Linked DNA regions of Homo sapiens: region 1 is linked to region 2. A link is an interaction called in ENCODE POLR2A ChIA-PET data of the cell type or tissue named here. Cell type or tissue: GM12878. All regions are shown on one strand. Each heading gives the region's core, and the rest is flanking DNA. Links, peaks and the distances in the headings are about the cores only. Region 1 overlaps MPRIP (myosin phosphatase Rho interacting protein). Region 2 holds the start of LOC284191 (a long non-coding RNA gene).

Evidence for each region. Peaks named below come from ENCODE experiments on the same cell type or tissue, not always from the same donor. Only the 100,000 strongest peaks of a DNase experiment are listed, where the experiment ranks them.
Region 1: POLR2A ChIA-PET joins it to region 2 with 5 read pairs; 2 of 35 experiments call an interaction of 5 or more read pairs at or near these places.

What each region holds. Positions count from the first base shown.
Region 1 is chr17:17,187,560-17,190,465 of GRCh38, forward strand. MPRIP (myosin phosphatase Rho interacting protein) reads left to right here. Exons shown (of 24, transcript NM_001364716.4): 24 at 1-2,906. Among named protein-coding and RNA genes, the nearest start is that of PLD6, 17 kb to the right of the region's middle. In GM12878, for the core only: no CTCF peak of the experiment used is centred there; no DNase peak of the experiment used is centred there.
Region 2 is chr17:16,979,298-16,982,203 of GRCh38, forward strand. LOC284191 (a long non-coding RNA gene) reads right to left here and starts at 2,056. Exons shown (of 3, transcript NR_148948.1): 1 at 2,004-2,056; 2 at 904-1,419. RefSeq lists enhancers at 1,640-1,889, 1,900-1,949, 1,970-2,179, 2,190-2,249, 2,320-2,369 and 3 more. In GM12878, for the core only: no CTCF peak of the experiment used is centred there; a DNase peak (open chromatin) is centred at 1,604; H3K4me3 peaks cover 1,261 bases; H3K27ac peaks cover 2,464 bases.

The DNA.
Region 1 (2,906 bases), core at 73-2,572, 210 kb after region 2:
GGACATGCCCCAGGAACAGAGACTTGCCCAGGTGGCAACACTGGCACAGATGTTGACGGCTGCCCAACTGGTGCCACACTGAGCAGGGAGCCTTGTGCTGCACAGGGCTGGGCCCTCTCTCCAGTTTCCTTCCTGCAGGCATCCAAATACCCTGGAAGGGATTTAACCCCTGAATTCCAGAGGGAAGAAAGAAGAACAGTGAAGAAGTAGAACTGGTTTCTGTATGGGGAGAGGAAAGTCTTAGGGACAGCTGCAGGCGGGGTCTCAGGCTGCTCCTTGGCACCAGCTACACAGTAGTGAGCTTTCCCAGCTTTACCGATGAGGAAGAAGTTCAAATAGATAGACTTCAGCATTTTAATTATTTTCCTATAAATGTATTTATGTGTAGTATGCTAGCACCAGCCAGTAAGCTGTGCCACACATATGAATGGGAAAGCGAGGCAGTTGTGCTCGTGTGAGTTTCTGCAGGCTTGTGGGTAATTACCTTGTGTGCACGCCTGCACGTGCAGAATAGTCACTTTCTGCTGGTCAGTTTCTTTATCCACCCATGGTGCCCCAGCCCCAGGCAGGTGTGGAGACCAGCATTTCAGAGGACGCGCTGTCCACAGCCTCCCGGGTCTGAGTGGATCATTGGGCAGGGGTGGAGACAGTGCGCTGCCCTCTGAGCTGGAAGCCTGTGCTTCAGGGAGTCATAATGGGCCTGTGCTAAGTGGGTGATGCAGTGGACATCCCAGGGCGACTAGAGGTGGCAGTATCGCGAATTTGCAGGTTTATTGAACAAGAGGTAACATCGGAGAGGATCTTGCCTTCGGATTCAGCAAGTATGAAGGCAGAAGAGCATGGAGAGCAAGGCCCCACAGCCTGCTTAGTGAGTTGGAAGGCCCAGCAAGAACCTGTTTCTGCAGCAGCCACCAGCTCCCATCACCCCTTGACCCTCCAGCTCATGCTGGAGAAGAGGGAATTTTGGCTGTTTAAAGAACACAGTTGTGAATCTCAGAATGTGCCTGAAAGGAATACTGACAGATAAGGCCGGAAACAAAACTGATGGCTTGAAAAACATTTTTATGGAATGTATTTACTATCATTTTGTTTTACTATAGAGGTAGATGGGACTCTTAACTTTTGGGTACATGGAAACATGCTGAAAACTGAACACAATCCTGATCATCACTCCTGCCTGGCTGTCTCCTGGGAGGCTGCCGGGTGCCACGGAGCTGGGACACAGCAGAGCCCGCTAGGTGTTGCAGGGCCCTGGAGGCCAAGGCCACCCTGTGTGGGGTCCCTGTTGGCAGCCAGGTCCCTACACAAACAAGTAATCCTGTTTGGCCTCCTAGGTTTTGCATATGACCTGCAGCCTAATTTGGGGTGTAGGGGAAGCTCTGCTGGCCCCTGCTCCTTTGTATGTTGGGTGACTTTAATGGCTGGCCACATACCCCTTTCTCCCAGCTACTCATTCACTGACTTGGGTAAGTTCTAAGACAGTTCGCACTTAGAAAAGAATGTGACACATCAACATTAACTTTTCCTGAAAAGAAGAGTTTGCCTAACATGGTCCTAAAGAAGCTTGGAATTTATAAGACTTTCCTTTATAAGATATAGTGGGGGTTTTTTTGGGTGGAGGGGGGTTGTTTTTTGTTTTTTGTTTTCAAGACAGAGTCTCGCTCTGTTGTCCAGGCTGGAGTGTAGTGGCATGATCTCGGCTCACTGCAACCTCTGCCTCCCAGGTTCATGCCATTCTCCTGCCTCAGCCTCCCGAGTAGCTGGGACTACAGGTGTCTGCCGCCACGCCTGGCTAATTTTTTTGTATTTTTAGTAGAGACGGGGTTTCACCATGTTGGTCAGGATGGTCTCGATTTCCTGACCTCGTGATCCGCCTGTCTCGGCCTCCCAAAGTGCTGGGATTACAGGCGTGAGCCACCACGCCTGGCCTATAAGATACGGTAAAAAAAAAAAACTGTGACCCCTTTGTCACTAAGGGAGAAAGAAATTAAGTATTGTCAAAGTTCTATAAAGAATGGAAATGTATGATATTATACTTCAAAGGAATTTGATGTTGAAATTTTAAAGAAAATTTGTCATGTTGATGAGAAGCTTCACTTTCCTGGGAACTTCATTCGTTTTAGGGCATGAGATAAAAGTCCTGGCTAGGGGAGCCATAGGTCTGTTGTACAAGGAATTTGCTTTCTAAACAAGTTGTAACTTGCCCTAAGGTCCCTGTTGGAGCACTAAGAGGTGACACAGGCCAGAGACAACGTTTCGTTTCCCCTTCCCTGCAAGCTGGGATCAGCCCTGTGTTTTCTCCTTTCAGCTGAAGTGAGCGAAGGTTCTCAGTGCTGGCAAAAGAGCCCACTTTCTAAAAGGACTTGGGAAGAAAGCTGCTGGGAACTTGCTTATTAAAAAGTTCCTTAGAATTAAGGTATCTACCCACTGTTTTCGCACCTTTCACCTTCCTGGGCTTTCCTGCCCTCCAGCATTCTTCTCTAGAGAGGTTCCTAGCCCGCTCAGCGCGAGCGTCTCCAGTAGGTAATAGCAGCTGAACGTGGGTTTTCCACGGACTTCAGGCTTGGAGGTGCCATATACAAGCACACTTCTTCCTTCCCCTGGCTTCTCCATGCCACCACCCACTTTAAAGATGTAAACTCAGTAGATTTTTCATCCAGTGAACGGTCATCTTCACATCGAAAGGTGAAGGCCACCACTGTTCTCAATGCCAAGCAACAGAACGTTCTGAGATGGCCGTTCTTCCTTGCACAGCAGCTACGGCAGGTTGTTCTGCAGCCACCCCTTAGAGGGGGCTCTTCGTTTTACCTTTGTACAGTTCTTGTGTTTACACATTTGGGCCAAACAGCTTTCAGCAAGGGCATGTGTCCACAGCTGATGGGCAGTTAAGAACCAGCCTGAGCTGA
Region 2 (2,906 bases), core at 256-2,755:
CTCCTAGCCCATTTGCCCAGGTTTCTGGGTAGAAGACAAGCAGAGCAGGCAGTTATAGTACAGCCGGCCCTTCATAGCTGCAGTTTCTGCCTCCACAGATTCAACTAACCACTAACCACAAGTAGAAAATAGAAATAATGGCCAGGCACAGTGGCTCATGCCTGTAAACTCAGCACTTTGGGAGGCTGAGGCGGGTGGACTGCTTGAGGTCAGGAGTTCAAGACCAGCCTGGTCAACATGGTGAAACCCTTTCTCTACTAAAAATACAAAAATTAGCCAGATGTGGTGGCAGACGCCTATAATCTCAGCTACTTGGGAGGCTGAGTCACGAGAACTGCTTGAACCCAGGAGGCAGAGGTTGCAGTGAGCAGAGATTACGTCATTGCACCCCAGCCTGGGTGACAGAGCAAGACTCCATCTCAAAAAAAAAAAAAAATAGATAAAAAATAGAAAATAATGCAAATGAAAACAATATAGTATAACCATTTATATAGCATTTACATTGTATTAGGTGTTATAAGTAATCTAGAGATTATTTAAACTCTATGGGAGGATGTGCATAGCTTATATGCAAATACTACACATTTTATATCAGAGACTTGAGCATCTGCATATTTCGGTATTCTTAAGGACCTGGACCAGATCGCCTGTGGATACTGAGGGACAACTGTGCTTCTTTCTCACTCCAGGTCAGAAAGGAAGGGTGGGTTGGTAAACTCTTAATCTGTTCAAGTTTTTGGATTGGTTGTAGCCAGGGTGGGTGATCTGGGTGGGCAATGGAGCCACAGAACTGAACGTTCAAGAAACTTTTAGATCCTAAGTTGGGAAAAAGGAATCTCTCTCTCTCACTCGTTTTAGTTAAAGTCCTCTGTTGTACATGTGGTATTGGGCAGAGATACGTACAGGCTTCTGCAGCGTCATCAGAACTCCAGAGGAGAGGTGGCTTCCAGGCGGGTGAGCCTTCAGGACTTCAGGTCCAGTCTGCCCATTTATAAATAGGAAAGCAGAGGCATTGAAACCTCTAGGTCCTAGGCTGCTTGAAGGCATCAAAGTGCCTGACTGGTCCTCGGAGCCTGGCAAAGTATTCAGCTTACAACATACATTTCATGAATATTTGTTGAATGAATAAATAAACGGACAAGAAGGCCAGACGTGGTGGCTCACGCCTGTAATCCCAGCACTTTGGGAGGCCGAGGCGCGCGGATCACTTGAGGTCAGGAGTTCGAGACGAGCCTGGCCAGCATAGTGAAACCCCGTCTCTACTAAAGATACAAAAATTAGCTGAGCTTGGTGGCAGGCACCTGTAGTCCCAGCTACTCGGGAGGCTGAGGCGGGAGAATTGCTTGAACCTGGGAGGCGGAGGTTGCCGTGACATGAGATCATACCGTTGCACTCCAGCCTGGGCGACAAGAGCGAAATCTGTCTCAAAAAAATAAAAAATAAAAAGGTAAATGGACAAGAAAGTTGGAATCTTAAAACAAATGCACAAAACCCCCAAGCTTTTGATTCCTTTGGGTTCTGCTGGGTGGAGGGGACCTATTTGAGGAAGGAGAATCAATGAACCGGGTCCTTCGTGAGAAGATGTGGCCAGGTCCTGCCGTGAGGCCCTGGGTGACTCAGTGAGCACTCCCTGTCCACAGCTCAGCGACTCACAGATGTCCCCAGGGAGAAGTACAGAAGCTGAGAGTCTGGACGAGGCCCCAGGCTGCCTGGCCCCTGCCTTCCTGCTCTCCTCTCCCACCTCTCCCGCTTAACTCCGCTGCAGCCACAGCCGTCTTGGTCTTCAGACAAGCCAGGCCCATTCTCCGCTCGGCCGCCTTGCCCCTGCTGCTGCCCTGCCAGGAGTGCTCAGCCTGTGGCTCTCTGAAGGACTGAGTCCTGGTTCCAACAGCACCTCCTCAAAGAGGACTTCCTAGATACCCTGGCCAGAGTCCCCACCCTGGCCACTCCCTACCACTCCCATCTGGTTTATTTCCTGAGCACTTGCTCCTGCTTGGACTGACCTGGCACGTCCCTGTGCTCGCTGGTGGGCTATCTGCTTCCCTCATCCGAAAGTGACTATGCCTCCGGCATCTGAGGCTGCACCTGGCATGTGGCAGGCACTCAACAGACAGATGGTGCAAGAACGAGAGAAAAAGAGGCCGGGGCTGAGCGTCATGCTGACGCCTCTGGAAACCTTTATCTCTGAGCAGTGGGGAGCCCCAGCTGGAAAAGGCCGCACGGCTCATGGTGAAGGTGACGACGATGATGCATGTGTGTGCACGGCAGGTGTTAGGCTGACAATAAGTGGCCACAGTTAGCTGAACATCTACTATGTGCCAGATATGAACTTGATTTTTAAATCACTCTATCCTCAGAATAAGGCAAATGCTGCCACGACCCCCTTCTCACAGACGAGAGAGTCAAAGCCCAGAGAGACTGAGCTTTTTGCATCCAGTCTGGGATGTGGGGAGCTGAGATGTGCTCCCACAAATACCTGACCCCAAAGCCCAGGCTCTTTCTAGTGGGCAATGAACAGCTGAGGCTGTTACCAACTTTCTTCAGGCCCTGAATGGCAGCCCAACTTCCCGCTGACCCTGTTGTTCTTCTTTCTGCCCAGGGACTCCCTACCCTCTCAGAGCAGAAGACAGGCCCAGAAACAGAATGTCCACTCACTCAGTCCATAAACATTTATTAAGCACCTACAACGTGCAGGGGTGCGGGGATGCAGCAGGGCTTAAGTCAAAGCTCAAGCACTGGTGGAGCTCACAGGTGGAGCTGCTGAGGGCATAACAAAGAAGTAGGCAAAGGAGTGGGCAGCAGATACTGGTCTGAACTGGGACAGTCAGGGGACAGGACCAGGAGAGCTGGGGCTGGGGACCTGGGTCGGGGGAGTCAGGCAGCCTCTCTGCGGAGGAGAAGCCAGC